2 separate regions of the Mus musculus genome follow, and region 2 is linked to region 1. A link is a loop called in an ENCODE intact Hi-C map of the cell type or tissue named here. Cell type or tissue: gastrocnemius. All regions are shown on one strand.

Evidence for each region. Peaks named below come from ENCODE experiments on the same cell type or tissue, not always from the same donor. Only the 100,000 strongest peaks of a DNase experiment are listed, where the experiment ranks them.
Region 2: a loop joins it to region 1, with 11 times the contacts of the local background. A loop is called at or near these places in 36 of 42 quality-filtered maps.

Annotation. Positions count from the first base shown.
Region 1 is chr1:135,102,127-135,110,126 of GRCm38, forward strand. It overlaps Lgr6 (leucine-rich repeat-containing G protein-coupled receptor 6), which reads right to left and starts at 3,150. Exons shown (of 18, transcript NM_001033409.3): 1 at 2,803-3,150. The coding sequence starts at 3,014. It also overlaps the pseudogene Ptprv. In gastrocnemius, CTCF peaks have their summits at 4,031 (motif pointing left) and 6,699 (motif pointing left); DNase peaks (open chromatin) are centred at 2,969, 3,096, 4,001 and 6,690; H3K4me3 peaks cover 1,175 bases.
Region 2 is chr1:134,985,429-134,993,428 of GRCm38, forward strand. Lgr6 (leucine-rich repeat-containing G protein-coupled receptor 6) reads right to left here. Exons shown (of 18, transcript NM_001033409.3): 17 at 5,177-5,257; 18 at 925-2,763. The coding sequence ends at 1,508. Among named protein-coding and RNA genes, the nearest start is that of Ube2t, 27 kb to the left of the region's middle. In gastrocnemius, a CTCF peak has its summit at 4,137 (motif pointing right); DNase peaks (open chromatin) are centred at 2,366 and 4,142; H3K4me3 peaks cover 804 bases.

The DNA of each region.
Region 1 (8,000 bases):
AAGTACTGTGTATAAATGAATGACTCCTAACTTTGATCAAACAGGGCTGGCATTGGGCCCCAGACTGTTCGTGGGTTTTGGACTTGTGTGTCAAATAAATAGACATAAAGACTCTCGGTCTCCCTGGGAACAGGAATGGAGGGAGGTGGAGGCAGCCACTTCATGACAGGTACTGGCTAGGAAGGATCCTTACTATCCCCGGGTGGGAAGCAGAGGCCAAGTAGTTTTATACTGAAATTCTGTCAAGGAAGCACTAAAAGGGACCCAGGATGTCTTTTGTGGCCCGCCAGCAGGTCCTAATACTGCCAAGAAGGGACAGGGTCCCAAGATATCCCTGCCTGGCTCCTTCTCATGATCTGTCTCTCATTACCTTCCAAGGCCTTTGCAGAGCTAGAAGGATAGCTCAGAACAGTGATGTGTGTGATGCACAGGCATGAAGATCTGGTTTCTACCTGCAGAGTTCATGCAAAAAGAGTCAGAAATGGTGGCGTGCACTTGGTCATTCCCCAGAGTTCATGCAAAAAGAGTCAGAAATGGTGGTGTGCACTTGGTCATTCCCCAGCGCCAGGTGAGGAATATGAGCAGATCCCTGGGACTCCCCGCCTAGATCACTCAATGAGCTCCAGGTTAGCATGGGACACTGTCTCAAAAAACAAAGACAAAACCAAACCAAAGGGACAGCTCCTGAGATGTGACACCTGCGGTTGACCCCTGGCCTCCACACACACTGAACATGTACCTGCAGACATGTGCACACCAACATAGATACACACACACACACACACAGAGAGAGAGAGAGAGAGAGAGAGAGAGAGAGAGAGAGAGAGAGAGAGAGATGTAAAATGTCCTCGCAGCTCCCCTGAGAAAGCAAAGAGGGAAGGCTCCACCTCTGAGCTATCTACAGATAGTAGAAGCCCCTCCTCCACCCCCCACTGGGACCCCTGCACAGCCCAGGCAGGAGGATGGGTCTTTCCAGCTCTCTGCAACGCTGTGTATATTGCTGAAAAAAATCTCCGGATCACCCAGGACCCACACCCGTGACTCCCTTCTCCTACCCTCGGAAACTCAAAGGCTTCCTTGACACCCACAAAGACTCAGGAAGAGCTCAGAAACCTTCACCTCTTCTAACCCAAAGATACCCCGCATATCAGAGGGCACTGGGTCAAAGTGTCACGGAACTGTTGTCACCATGGAACGTGGAATACTTGGATCCCCAAAGTGAAACTCTATCCTTATTCCCAAGCCCTGCCAGGAAAAAAAAAAAAAAAAAAGTCCACAGATTACTCTAGAAAATTTTGGTTGCTGAGAAATGTGGCCTGACCTGCCACCCTCTGAAAGGTCCTGTGTCCTCTCTGTTCCTTTAACACAGGCAAGAGGCCTCTTTTCTGCTGTCCTGGAAGGCTGAATAGAAGTTATTTCTAAAGTCTTTTTAGCCATCTTCCCTGTCTTCCAAAGAAACAGTGTCATAGACCCCTAATGTATTAAACTGCTAGAAATGGAATTTCTGGGGTGTGATGGCGGTGGGCCCAGACCTGCTGCTCTCTGCTTGGTGCTGGGCACCCTCACAGCTCTGCTGTGAATACCTGTGCCCACCTCTCCCATCACCCCTAGGGGCTGTACAGGACTTGGTTTGTCCTTCTGGAATATGGGTGTTTCTGTTCCCACAACTGTTTCTTTTGGAGTGAAGAAGGATATGGGGGCGGGGAGGTAATCGCGATATGGAAGGAGCCCCACAAGGGGCACTAGTTCAGGATCCCCCACTTTTACCAGGACACCACCCTCTCATCGCACCCTGGCCCCACCAGCTCTATTGCCGAGCCTCTGGGAACAAGCCCGGCTGCCTCTTCCTCAGCGATCCTCAATTCTAGGATCCCAAAGCCGAGAGAGCCTCTCTCAGGCCTGAGGGAGCTCTGGCCAGACTTTCTACCCAGATCTTCCCACCTTCTCTCCTTCTTCTAAGGGATAGCAGGGGAGGCCAGGGGGTTTCCTCTCCCTGCAGCAGGGGTCAGGGCCAAGAGGTCCGGGCTATGCTCCCACCCACTCCTGCCCAGGTAGTGATCAGCTACAGCTTCCGGCTCTCCCGATTCTGAGCCGGCTACCCCCAATAGGGTCCCCTTCGTGCACCACCTCACCCCAACTCAGACTCTAAAAATGGTTCTCTGGTTTTCAGTCTTGAAGCCTGCCCACAAATTAGTGTCTCTAACACAGCCTCCTGGGACAAGACTTCAGGGAGGCCTGGGGAGGGGGTAGGAGACCTCCACACAAGAAGATGGTACTGGCAGAGTCCCTAACTAAGGAGAGGAGAGCTGCGTGGACCCTTCACCAAAGCCCCCTGCCTCAGTGGGGCAGTGCCGCTTCCTGCTGTGGTGGAAGAACCCATTTCATCCCTACCAGGGCAAACTTCCCTCACCTCCTAACAGAGCACTAACTTTTGCCTTCATCAATCCTGGGCAGTGTTCTTCTGAGGAGGACAGCAAAAGAATATACTGTCACACACACACACACACACACACACACACACACACACACACACACCACTTTCTTGCTTGGCGTTCACACTGCACTTCACCAGGTCCCACATTAAGCCCATAGGGGTGGGGGAGAAACACCTGGGAAAGGTAGCAGGGAGGCCTAGGCTCATTTCTTGCCTCAGTTTCCCAAGTTCTAAGACTAGCTTCCCAGTCCTTCACTCTTGGAAAAGGAAGAGCCCTCTTGGGGATGCGCATGTCCAAGGGCACCAAACGAGTGTTTGCGGGGCAGGCGGCCATTACGAATAACAGGTACCAGCAGGTGAGTACTCACAGGTAAGCCGTCAGGGGGTCCAGGTCCGCAGGCACCACTGAGAGCCCGAGCTCGGAGCAGTCAGCGGACAGCATGATGCCGTCCTCCTGGCAGTGGCAGGGAGCCGGGCAGGCGGGACGCCCCGGGCCAGGCTGGGGGTCGCTGCCCGCGCGCGCCGATGCGCACAGCACAGCGCAAAGCCACAGCGCCAGGAGCCCAGGCGGGCTGTGCATCTCGGCGGCGGGCTGCGGGGCACCTGGCGGGCGCTCAGACGGGCGAGCGCACGGAGTTGTGCGCGCGCGGCTCACCTCCTGGTCCCGGGCGGGCCCGAGGGCTGCGCCGTCGGTGGGCAACGCCCCCGCTCGACTTGGCTTGGGCGCGGCGGCGGCAGCGGCGGCGGGACGGTGCAGTCAGAGAGGGGCAGGCATTGTTGAGTGATCTTCGTTATTCAGTTTCACAGGCTGGGCTTGGCGAGGGAGGGAGACACGGGGGTGGGGTGGGGGGGCTGGGAGGAGGAGTCAAGGAAACTTTCTACGCTGTGGCTCGCTCCCCTTCCCTCCTTCCTTCCCAGCTGGCAGGAATTTCATCGGGGGCGTGGGGTAGGAGAGGGGCGGTGAAGAAAGCAAAGAAACCCAAAGAAAGCTAGGAAGGGCCAGCACATCAGAGACCTGCACTTGTTTAGAAAGGGTGCCCCAGAGCTGGGCCTATGGGGTCGAATTCTTTTTGACTTTGGGAACAGCCACAGGGTCTCAAGGGACCAGAGACCATCAGGGGAGAAACAAACAAACAAAAAACAAAACAAAACAAAAAAACAACAACAAAAGAGAGTTCCACAGACTTGAGCCCCACTACCAGATTTTAGGCTGATGGGAAAAGAGACCCGAGAGAAAGAGATGTTCAAGGTCACACGGCAGTTGGGGACAGCCTCAGAACTAGTGCCCAGATCACTCCTTTACACCCATTCCGACCAGGGAAGGAAGAAGGTCTCAAGGAGGAAGGACGTGGTCGCAGGTTGGTAGTAGGAATGAGGAGGGGCCCCCTCATTGAGGAGCCACTCCTCAACACCAAGCAACTGGCGTAGATTCCACCTGATGCACAGGGCATGGAAATGAACTCATGTAGACTATAAGATCTAAGGTCTAGAGATCACCCTGAACCTTGATCTCGGGACCCAGGACAGCAGAGGGGCTGCCCTCCGCACAGCTGGTTGCCAGAGCTTGCCAGCGAGTCGGCTGATTGGCGCCACCTGGAGGCCCAGTACTACAGATGCAGCTCAAGCACCTTAAGGGCCCGATTCCATCTATAATCCATCTATAATCCCAGGACCTTGGAGAGCAAGGGCAATAGTGGCTAAAACTGGAGTCAAGACTCAGCTCTCTTCTTAGGCCAGCCTGGGCTAGCAGTGCTTCCTTCACGTGTCCTTTTGCTTTCTCTGGTCTCCAGATCTTTCCCTGAGCCAAGCCCCAGGATGGAACTAGACCAAGTTGGGAGCAGTTTGATCCCCATGGTCCATGAGGACCACACGGAGGTAGCCAAGATACCCTCCACCTTTTACTTCTATATCCCAAACACTTCATCAACCCCTCTCTATCTTTGCGGACGCCGCAGGGCCCGCAGAGGGGAAGCTGCATAGTCAGACCAAGAAGCCAAAAGAACTGTGCTGTGCTTCCAGGGCTCCAGCCGCAGCTGTGATAGAACTACAAGATGAGCCTGTAAGAAGGTCCCTCCACAGCCACACAGACCTGCAAGCAGAAGCCCCCTCTGTATTTACTCTCGCTTACCCCTTGCCTTCACCTTGGCTCTAACCCCTCATACACACACACACACACACACACACACACACACACACACACACACCATTCATGCTGCTCCAAGTCCCCAGCCAAAGCTGGAAAATCACACTTGGGCCCCTTTCCACCTCTGGAGCAGCCTTCTGAAGTGGGCTTGGGCAACTCAGAGCTGAGTGTCCAGCCTGCCCACAGGATGGAGAGTCACTCTGGGGCCAACCCTTGGACTCCTGAGAAATGCAGTACTGAAGAAAACATTAATGTTCAGTCCTAGGGGGTCACAAGAACCCATTCTCACTTTGGGAAAGCTCCTCGCTAGTAGAAAGCCCCACTTTTTTTTTAAGTACACTTGTCTTGTGTATGGGTATGATTGTAGAGACGGTTCAGTGGTTAAGAGCACTGCTCTTCCAGAGGACACAGGTTCAATTCCCAGCAACCACGTGGCAACTCACAACTGTATCTCCAAGATCTGACACTCTCACACAGACATACATGCAGGCACACACACACACACACACACACACACACACATTTTGTGTAAGGGTAGCATGGGCACATGTGCCATGGCACATGACGTAAGTATGTAACCAGAGACCAATCGGTGGGAGTCCATTCTCTCCATCACCATATGTGTCCCAGAGATTGAGCCCAGGTTATCAGGTTTGGCACCAAGCACTGGTGCCCATTGAGCTTCTGACAGCCCAGCGCCCCCTTTTGTTACTTAGGGTTTTTTTGTTACTTTTGTTTCTTGAGTCAGGATCTCCTGTAGCCCAGGCTAGCCTCACCCTTGCTATGTAGCTAAGGATGATCTTGAGTTCGGATCTTCTTGTCTTTACATCCTGAGTGCTGGGATTCCAGTCATGGGCTACCATGCATAGTCTATGCGCTATTAGGGGATCAAACCCTGGACCGGGATATCATGCATACAAGGCAAGAATTCTACAAACTGACTACCTCCCAGGACCCATAAAGCTTTCCTTCCACTTCTTCACCGAAGCAGACCATCGGACCCTTGCATACGGCTAAGAACCAAGTTAGCCAATGAGAAACCTGGCTACTGCTGCCATGGGCGTGGCCTGTATAAAAGAAAGGAAGACAGTGCAGGAATGGGGGAAACTTGACAGGTTCAACCAGAGCCACCCCTGGTTCCTTACTTAAGGGTCACAGTGTGGCATTAGCACCTCTACTCTGGCAAGGAGCCTACAGTGACTGAGGATAGCCCCTGGAGATAGACAAGGGGGTCCAGTGGCAGATGAGAAAAATGGAGAAAGAACAATAAGTAAATAGGGCTCAGCATCGCAGGATGTTAGGAGTAGTTTGAATATACTTGGCCCAGGGAGTGGCACTATTTGGAGATATGGCCTTGTTGGAGGAAGTGTGTCACCGTGGGCATAGGCTTTAAGGACCCTCATCCTAGCTGCCTGGAAGCCAGTTCTCTGTTTATCTTTGAAACAAGATGTAGATTTCTCAGCTCCTCCAGTGCCATGCCTGCCTGAACACCGCCATGCGAACCACATTGATGATAATGGACGGAACCTCTGAACCTGTAAGCCAGCCCCAATTAAATCATGTCCTTTATAAGAGCTACCTTGGTCATGGTGTCTGTTCACAGCAATGGAAACCGTAACTAAGACAGGTAGAAAGTTTGATGTCTGAATACACTGGAAAAGCAGAAGGTTAGAGAACAGGGAATAGCTGGGAATAGTCAAGAGTATGCCAGCTTTAGCCAACAGGCTTAGCTAGACCAAGCTCCGGCTGTCACCCATGCCCTAGATTGAAGGATGCAGAAGCAGACACAACCATGAGTTTGACCATGTCTCTTTATTCCCAGACTCTGCCCTTTGACAGCGTGAGGCCGATAGATCTGTTCTCCTGGGGAAGCCAGGCCTGGGTGGATTTGCTGGAACGTGATGCCTAGCAGGGCACAGGTCACTTCCTAGCTCGGGGCAGCCTGTTCCTCAATGCGCTGTTCAGACAGTTGTAGAGGTAGATATACTGCTCCTGGTTAGACACAGGCAAGAAACCTTACCTACTTGCCCAAACCTGACAGAGAAGGCTCCCAGGGTTCTCCTAACCCCTACTCCTTCTGGACAGGGCACGGTGGTCCACAGAGCCACCTAGTGGTGACCTGGATGTGGTAACCTAATAGTCATCTGTGGCTGGGACAAGACCAGGCCTGTCTTTGATCCCTTTCACAGTAAGCCCCTCCCTCTTTGCCTCTCACCAGCGTTGGGGTCTTAAGGCCACAGGCCTGTGTCTGCTTCAGGGCCACACTGAAGACATCCACTGTGCGCTCGGTCCCTGCTTGCTGTAGCAGCTGTTCCATAGCCAAGAAGGTGCCCAGCTGGTATGTGACCTTGCTGTAAGTGACCTAGAGTTAGATGTGGGACCTCTGGAGATGGGGTAGTGTCCAGGCACATGGGGAAACCAAGATTAGTTCTAAGGACTAGGAAATAATGCTAGGCACTTGATTGGCCAGCCAGGCTAGAGAGAGCCCTACCAAATCCCTGCAAATGGAGCAGAAGAGACGGAGCCTTGGGAGACCCTTTGACCCATAACCCAAGTTAACACATGACGTTTGTCGATGGCACCTGGAGTGACTGAGCAGGGTCCCTGGCTTCTTGCTATTGCCCCGGGAGCAGCACTGGCCCACAGCATCAAGGAAGGTCAGTAGGGTGTTAGCTGGGAGCTCACTCCCAGTCTGGCAGTGTGGAAACTGCAGGCATTGAACCTGCCTTTCCGTCCCACTGTCCCCCTGGAGGAAGGGCAATACCAGCATTAGTGCTCCAGGAGGGTGGCAGAGGGAAGTCAGCATGGGATTCTCATATCACTGCCCTCTGCCCCAAGCCCTGAGATCTCAACACCTACATGTATAACTCTGATGAGGGTACTGGGCCAGCCAGCTGTGTTGCTCTCAGCCACTCTGTGCACTGTCACCATGTCTGTGACAATAGGCTGCATCTCCATTGGCCAGATGTCTTGTGGCTAGGACCAAAACAGTCAGCTTCCAAAATTTCCACCCATGCCCTAGCTGAACAGCAAACAACACCATATACTACTCCTCTCCCCGCCCCGTTCCTGGAGCAACACATACTGTCCCTCCACTCGCCTCACCTTCTCCTTGGTATCAGGCAGACCCAGGGAGACAAGCACATAGGCGCCATGTTCCCACACCATTTCCCAGAGTTCCTTTGGTCCGGCCGAGCCAGTCAGCACCACATGGTCGCGACCAGACGGCCCACCCTGCAGAGCACAGTTTGTTGGTTCCCAGGGATTAAGGAGTCTCCTGACCATAGTCCATCTGTGCTATAAGCCCCTAGGACCCAGCCCCAACCCCAGGCAGGGAAGCACAAATAATCAAGCAGGGCTGCAGGCTCAGCATCGTCTCACAGGGAAGAGTGAGGCTGCCAGCATGTTATCAGCTGGGCTCTC
Region 2 (8,000 bases), 120 kb before region 1:
GGCCTTCTCAGCTTGTTTTAAAGGTGGAGTTTTTGGAAAGAGGACTTGGCTAGGGATCACAACAGGATTCAGGCAGAGAATGGTGCTCCACTGGGCTTCAGGATCCAAACTTGGTCCTTTCTAGGTAAATGGTGTTGGGGGCAATCCCAGGAGCAATTATCGTCTATTGCTGAGTCTTGGCTTCTCCCCACTTGTTACCTCCTCTCTCTGAGATTGAATTCCCGTGTTTGGAGTGAGGCGGAGGCACTGCATAGAACCTCAACTGCACTTGGGGAAGCAGAGGGTAAGAAAGATCAAGAGGAGAGAGGCAGAAGAATCAAAGGCCTGTTGGGGGCATCCAGGAGTCCCAGATAGCCACAGCACTCCCTAAAATGCAATATTCACAATACAAATATCCCTTCTCTTGGGTTTTCCATCCCTACCAGTAACAGGATTGGGATGAGAAGAGAGGTCCAGGCCATAGTGAGATGCATACAATGTAAAACCATACAAAGTTAGCATAGAGTTCGGGGAAGCCCAGAGAACCACAGACTTCTCAGTGTATATCTTACCAGGACCTGAGAATCCTGTCTTGCTGAGGGCAGAAATTTCATTACTGCTTGGGGTCGGTGTGGTGTGGGAACACATCAAGGTCTCTTTCCCCCCGCCCCACCTTGGAGATGGGGCAGGCTCCTCCAGGTGTCTGTTCCAGTAGGATAAGTGAGGTGGGGAGGGGAGCAGAATGCAAAATCTGTCCTGGATGACGGATCATCAGTCACCTCTGGCACTTCACCCCAGGTTGGCTTCATAGGGGCTTTGAAAGAGGGTGGCATCTTATGATGTCATAGGGTAGTACTCCATGGTATGAAGATGATTCCCCGGGAGAAAAACCATAAAGTTCTATGAGAGATTTGTAAGTGTTTCATGAAAAGCAAATATATAGGTATCATCAAATAATTAAGTTTAATTGCTGTAGTAATTAAGCCAAAAAGTCCTAATTCTCAGGACCTTTTAGACACTAACATGACCCCATGACTCTAAGAAAGGGACATAATATGCAATGTCTTCCAAAGTGTATTTTAACAGGAAGCACTTTGGCACAGCATAGGTCAAGATTAATGGAACACAAAACACATTTTATATTCTATATGTCACAGGGGAGACTCTCCAATGTCTTTGGTAGTTGTCTTCCAGTGTCATGCTCTGTGAGACCTCCCCATCACTCTGCACTTACTGATCATGGCTCTGTCAGGGCCCCATAACCTTCACTGTCTTTTGCTTTTCTCCTTTCTCCTATGCAAATTTCCCAGGCCTCTGTCAGAAGTATTGGATTGGACAGAGAAGGCCCAGGGTGAAAGTGAAGCTGAAGGCCAAGACAAAGCAAGACTTGGAAGCACTCATTGGTTAGGGGTCGTGGAGAGAGAACAATGGAGTCAGAGGTGTTGGCCATCTTGCTATGGAGTTGGAGTTGTCTTTCTTTTATAAGCAGCCATCATTGGACGGGAAGAGGACAAACAGAGAGGGATATTTACAAGTGAGAGGCAAAGAGAGAGCCAGAGGGCCAGAGGGCTCCACCCACGGAAGAGCCACAGCCTGCCAAAGTGGCTCCCTCTGCCTTCAGCAGCAGTTCTCCCTTCATGGGAGGTTGTGGGTTCCCAAACTTGGTTCCATCAGACTCTACAAAATGGTTTCCCTCCAGCCTGGTAGCCCCCGGCTGATGTCGGGAGATGAGGGTCACTGAAGGGAAGCCATAGGTCTCTAGCCCAGGAGGCTGCCCAGCCTCAGAAGCTTCCAGAATAAGATCCACATCTGAGAAAGCCACCAGCGCTTGGGTGGAGTCGCAGGAGCTCTTCTCCAGCTCACCGGCTGCAGCGTAGGCTAGGGGCCCTGGGGACCGAGGGCTTGGCCAGAGCCGCCGAAGGTCATCCCGGAAGTGAGGGTTGAAGAGCAGGTAGAGCAGTGGGTTGAGGCAGGCAGGCAGAGGCAGCACCACCAGAAGGACTGACTTGACAGCCTCGGGGGTGACAGGGAAGAGGCCCAGCATAGAGGCAAAGCTGAGGAAGGCCACGGGGCAGTAGAGGAGGCCATCTGCAAAGATGAGCCAGGCCACGTGGCGCACCATGGCGCAGTCCCACACGGCCTCAAAGTCACCCCGTGGCAGGTCACAGTAGAGCTTGATGTAGGCGCCGGCCACCACCAGGAAGCAGAGCGAGTTCATCATCACCAGGGCTACAGCGAAGCCCAGGGCAGCCGGCCGGCCCTCGGGTGGGGCGTAGGGCAGGCAGAGTGGGGAGGCGCCATACTCTCCCACCGAGGCCAGCGGCAGTGCTGCGGCCAGCCCGGCCAGCGCCAGGCATCCCAGTGCGCCTGCGCGGACGCTGCCAGGCGACGGCGCCTTCCCGTAGGCTCGGACGCAGGTCACGGAGATGCTGCACTGCACGGCCGCCAGTGTGAGCAGCAGCACCGACGCCTCTGAACCCAGGACAGCCAGGAAGCCCGTAGCCTGGCAGCCCAGACCGCTCTCCCAGCGGGCTCCATACTCAGCGAACTGACCATAGGTCAAGGCGTCCACCGAGGCCAGGAGACCACAGGAAATGCCCGACAGGGCGTTGGCGCCTGCCATCGCACCCACCACAAGCTTGACGGGGGACAGCGGGCTGGGTCCGCTGGCAAAGACTGTCAGCAGCACCAGCCCGTTACAGAGTACGGAGAGTAACACGATGGCCCACACAGCAAGGCGGATGCCCCAGCTCTCAAAGAGGTGCTCGCAGGGCTTGAAGGGGCCTGTGTGAGAGAGGAGCAGAGATAGATGTAAGCCCAGAGCCAGAGCTGCCAGAACCCAGCTCACTGGTAAAGCCATGATCAGACAACTCCTAACTCAAAGGAGACCAACAGGAGAGAATTTCTGTCTCAGAAATAGAGACTTGAAAACTCGAAAAAACAAAAACAAAACAAAAACCTCCCGAAAGGAAAAAAAAAAAAAAAAAACCTCCCGAAAATGGGGTGGGAGAACTAAGAGGAAGCTGGGAAGAAAAATACACAGAAATAGATGCGTGATGCAGTGCAAACCCAGACCCGAGGAAATGCTAAGAAATTTAGTCTTCCTAAAGGAACACGATTTGGAGAGATAGAAGGAACAAACTGTCCGACAGAAGCGAAGAGACGTTCAGGCGAGAGCAAAGGCAGAGTGAGGCGCTGTCCAGAGTCAACTACTTTATGGTGGTGACTCTGCCCAAGCCATCATTGACATTTCCACGGTTGGTCGAGAAGTCCTGAGTAGACTTATTAGGCTGGTTCTCCCTTGCTTTGAGTACACTTCATGTTTATCGTGCAATCAGTATTTGGAAGACAAAGGGCATAATCGAAATATAGAAAACTTTGCCAAGTATAGCAGTTCCCATCTATAATCTCAACACTTAGGGAGCTGAGGCAGGAGGGGATGTGTGTGAGGCTAGCCTGAGATGATAGTGAGACCCTAACTAAAAACAAAGAAAAAATACTTTGAACTTCTCAAATTTTCCAACTGGACCCCAGAGTAGATTGGTCAGATCCTGGCGTCTTTCCATCTCTTTCCCCAATGCTATTCTTAAGTCACCTTGTAACTTTTGGGCATAGTATTTCTTCATTTCCTTTGGCTCTAGACTTGTTTTTCAATGTATTGCTAGGTGGCTGGGGAATTTAACAGATTTCTGTGGGAGCTATTTTAGAAAACATTTTTCTGATTATGAAATAATAGGTGGAAATTTGAAAATATAGCATGGCAAAATTTAAACTGTATGGCCTCACCTCTCAAATAGAACTCCTTATTTTGGCATATTTCCTTTTAGGTTTTATATATATATTTAAAATAAGTTGGGATTTTATTCTCCTTAAATTAAGCTTTGCATGCTCCCTTACAATCTCAAAAAACAAAACAAAACAAAACAAAAAAAGACCCCACATATTTTTAATGGCTGTATAACTATTCCGCATCAATTTATCTGACAATTTGTGTGAGCTATTTTAAAAGCAAGTTCAAGTTGGACCTTGTTTTCCAGAACTTTCTCTTTCACCTCATCCTTGTTTGTTGCTGATTTTCAGACATGAAATTCTCGAGGCAGAGCCACTGAAGCACCGGTTTCCTAGCAAAATACACGTCTGCTTCTTTCCCTCATCCACCACTAGAGGGTGCACTTTGCCGCTAAGCGCTAAAAGCTTGTCAGAAGCAAGGTCAAGGCTGAAAGCTTTCTGGGCAAAGAAAGGTTTTAAGCCAAAGAAATCTGGAAATCTGGAAAACGAAGGTGGGATGAAATAAAAACAGCTAACTGTTTGTAATTTTGTGTTTATTTTGAACATCTCTTGGCCCACACAGCACTGTGCTGTCTTCTGGCATGGCCTGCTGGTGTTTTAATGTTTTGGTTTGGCTTTTTTGAGACAGGTCCCCACTATGTAGCTCTGGATGTCCTGGAACTCGAGACGTAGACCAGGCTGGCCTCAAACTTAGAGATCTGTGTGCCTCTGTGTCCTGAGTACTGGGATTAAAGGCACACACTACCATTCCTGGCTCCGTTCACATTTTATACACAGGGAAGGGACTCTACTCACTTAAAATCGAACAAATGAAAAACTTAGGTTGTTTGGCATCAAGAAAAAAGAGCCCCTCCCCTTTCTTTCCAGCAACCTGGCTCTCATGGCCCCAGGTTAGACTCCAGAGGAGGCTTTCCTGGCTCTAAGGAAGTACTTTAGGAATTATCCAAAATTGTTCCACTCTAGAAGACGTTAGTAAAGAGATTTCACTCTTCTCGGGATAGAGCAGGTGATCTTTCAGAGCTTCTCCTGGCCCTATGAGTCTGTGGTATGTGTGTGTGTTTGAGGGCATGCTCAAAAAGTAGCCCCAGCAATGACATCAAGACATCCCTCACTTCTCTTCTTCTCTCTCCCATGAGAACAACTTACTCCTAGATGCATAACCTTTGATTTGGCTGAATTGGGAAGGCTGCTTGACCTTTCCCAACCCTGCTGCTTCCCCTGTATAGACACCAAGAGAAAAAAATTCCAACCCCTCCTGACAGGGATTATACCCCACCTCACCCCCGCAGGTTGAGCTTTGGGCAAAGAAAATATCTGCAACATAGACTGTAGACACGCTAAAGTGGTTTCTCACCCAGGCAATCGGGTGTCTGCTCCCCAGCCCCCCAGCCCTCCAGCTCCATCTCACCTGGAACAGGGCTGCACTGGACACTGGGGTGTGGCTTTGAGTCCTCTGTCCCCATCTGGAGCTCATCCAGGTCTAGGTCATCTAAGAAGGGAAGACAGAATATGTCTAGAGTTCTGGGTGTCTGTGTCTGCCATTAAAGCTCCACTTTTAACTGACAAAAGTTAATGTCTTTTATTTAAGCTGCTATCTCTCTATCTAACTGTTCAACACTGCTTATTCAACAGCCCTGCTATTTCTACTCTTGGGTGCCAGCATTTGGACAGCTACATGTTCTCCACTTGCGGGTATTGTATACATCTAGTTCTCTGCAAGGGACATTTCACTCTCCGCTATTCTGCATTTCCTTGTGCCTAGTCATCTTTAGCCCATGAGTGCTACACAGAGTGTGGCTCGTGGCTGATCTAATAAAGAGAGCTAGTGATGACACAGTTCTTCTTCAAACTGTCCCGTGGTTACATAGTTCCTCCTCGAGCTAGCCTATCATTGCTGTTCCATGTCCTATTATGAACACCGCACATGAAGAAGAATGTTGGAAACTGGGAGAAAGTGGTACATGCCTTGAGTCCCAGCACTGGGGAGGCTGAGGCAGGTGGATTTCTCTGAGTTCAAGGCCAGTCTGGTCTAGAGAGTGAGATCAAAGACAGCCGGGGGTGGGGGGGGAGAAAGAGGTGGTGGTGGGAGGAGGAGGAGGAATGTTGATGCTGGGCATGGGAGGACATGCCTGTGATTTCAGGATTTGTTAGGTAGAGGGAGTTCAGGAGTTCAAGGTCATCTTCACCTACAAAGCAAGTGTGAAGTAAGTCTGGGCTACATGAAACCTTTCTCAATAGCAAACATGAAGACTTGAGTTCAGAGCCTCAGCAGACACATGAAAGCCAGGCACAGTGGCATGCATCTGTGCCCTAGCACAGGTGGGACCCACAGATGGAGAGGACGGGGTTGAGATGGGGAGGCTGGGGTTGAGGGAGACAGGAGGATCCCTCTATCTCCCAGCCAATCAGTCTAGCCAATCCGTGATCTCTGGCCTCAGTGGAAGGCCTAGTCTTAGAACATAAGGTGGAAAGCAATAGAGGAAGACGTGCCCTATAGCCACATAAATCTATATACACACACACACACACACACACACACACACACACACACACACACACACACACGGTTTCTGCACTGAGGCTGATGTCTGAGATCTTATCAGCTCCCTCCATCACAGGAGAAGAAGTGGATGACTTTGCTTGGCCTCCCCCATCTTTGGCTCACAAAGTCAGGTTCCTGTGTAGCCCTTTCCTCCCCGCTTACACAGGTAAGCATCTGCTAGGAGTTTCCCAGAAGACTGGAATATTGTGGAGCTGCCCTTGACCTAGCCAGCTTCAGGGCGGGTGGAAGGCCAGAGTGTCCCCACTGTGTCCTGGCATTTCCTTTTCCTCCTCTACCTTTCATTCCCCACCTGCCCACTTGCTCCAGAAAGGATTTCAGTGACTCTTTAAAATCAAAATGCCTGAATGAAATACAAGAGGTGAGACCTACAGACCGTCTGAGCTGGGAAAGTCACGGCCAAGGTGTTAAGTAACCACTCTTCAAATGAGGAGGAAATCGAATCTGGCTGCAACAGCAGCTCCTGGCTTTCTTTCTGCTCCTTTGCTTTCACAGGAAGTAGGGGGCCCTGCCCCAGCTCCTGTTACAGGCAGCAGGCAGCCCACTAACTCAACAGGCCCGTGGTTCTCCAAGACCTAAACCCAGCGGAAAGTTTCACCTTGTGGAAGGAAAATTTCCATTTCTCTTTCCAGCCCCCTTTTACTCCCCCAAGGAGTATGCAGCAGACATCCGGGACTGTCCCTGGGGGATAGCTGTCTGCTGGCCCTGCAGTTGCCGGGCTCCTCCTCCTCCTCCTCTTGGGAGTCTGTACACTCTTTGGGAGATGCTTCTGACCTGTTTCCATTCACTAGGAGGGATGTTCTCAGAGATTCCCCGGGCACTACAGGATTTGACTGTATTCCACAATCTGGGTTCTGGATTATACAGTGACACTGTCTCCACTGGACTAACATACTTTGCCTTGCATGGAACCCTCCAGTCCTTCCTCACAACCACTGAGAAATGTATGATCTGTTTTTACTGAGAGATAAGGAAGTTAAGGTCAGCCTAAAATATGTCGAAGGGAACCCAAATGGAACATGGTGTCACTGGGCTTGGACTGAGTTCTGTCTACACTATAACACCAGCATGAGATGCTGTAAGTGAGCCTCATGTAGCCCGGACTAGCCTTAACCCGATTATGTAGATTATGATAACTTCAAACACCTGAACTTCCTACCCTCCCCATGGACCTGCTGGATTCCTGGTGTGTGTGGCAGCACCACACCCAGCTTTAGATTTAATTTTTCCTGTTCAGCTTCTCTGAGACACTAGGAGAAGTTCAAGATGAAAAATTAAATCTCAACAGGCAGGACTCCTTTCTCTATCCTAACTGTACTTGTGGTGGGAACACAGGGCCTGGGGAGAGGAAATCAGCCTTCGTTCCCTTCTCCCAAGACATACTTTATAGATAACCCCTCAGAACCTCTCTCTCTCTCTCTTTCTCTCTCTCTCTCTCTCTCTCTCTCTCTCTCTCTCTCACACACACACACACACACACACACACACATACACACACACACACATCAGCTACCTACATCCAACTTTGTTTTTACCCCCAACTCTTCCAGAAAAAGAAAATATATATATATTTGACTCAAGACAACCTATTCACTCAGCAGGGCCATGTGCTCGGTGGCCACTTAAATTTCACACTTGAACTCACAGGAAGAACGGAGGCAAAGGACATCAG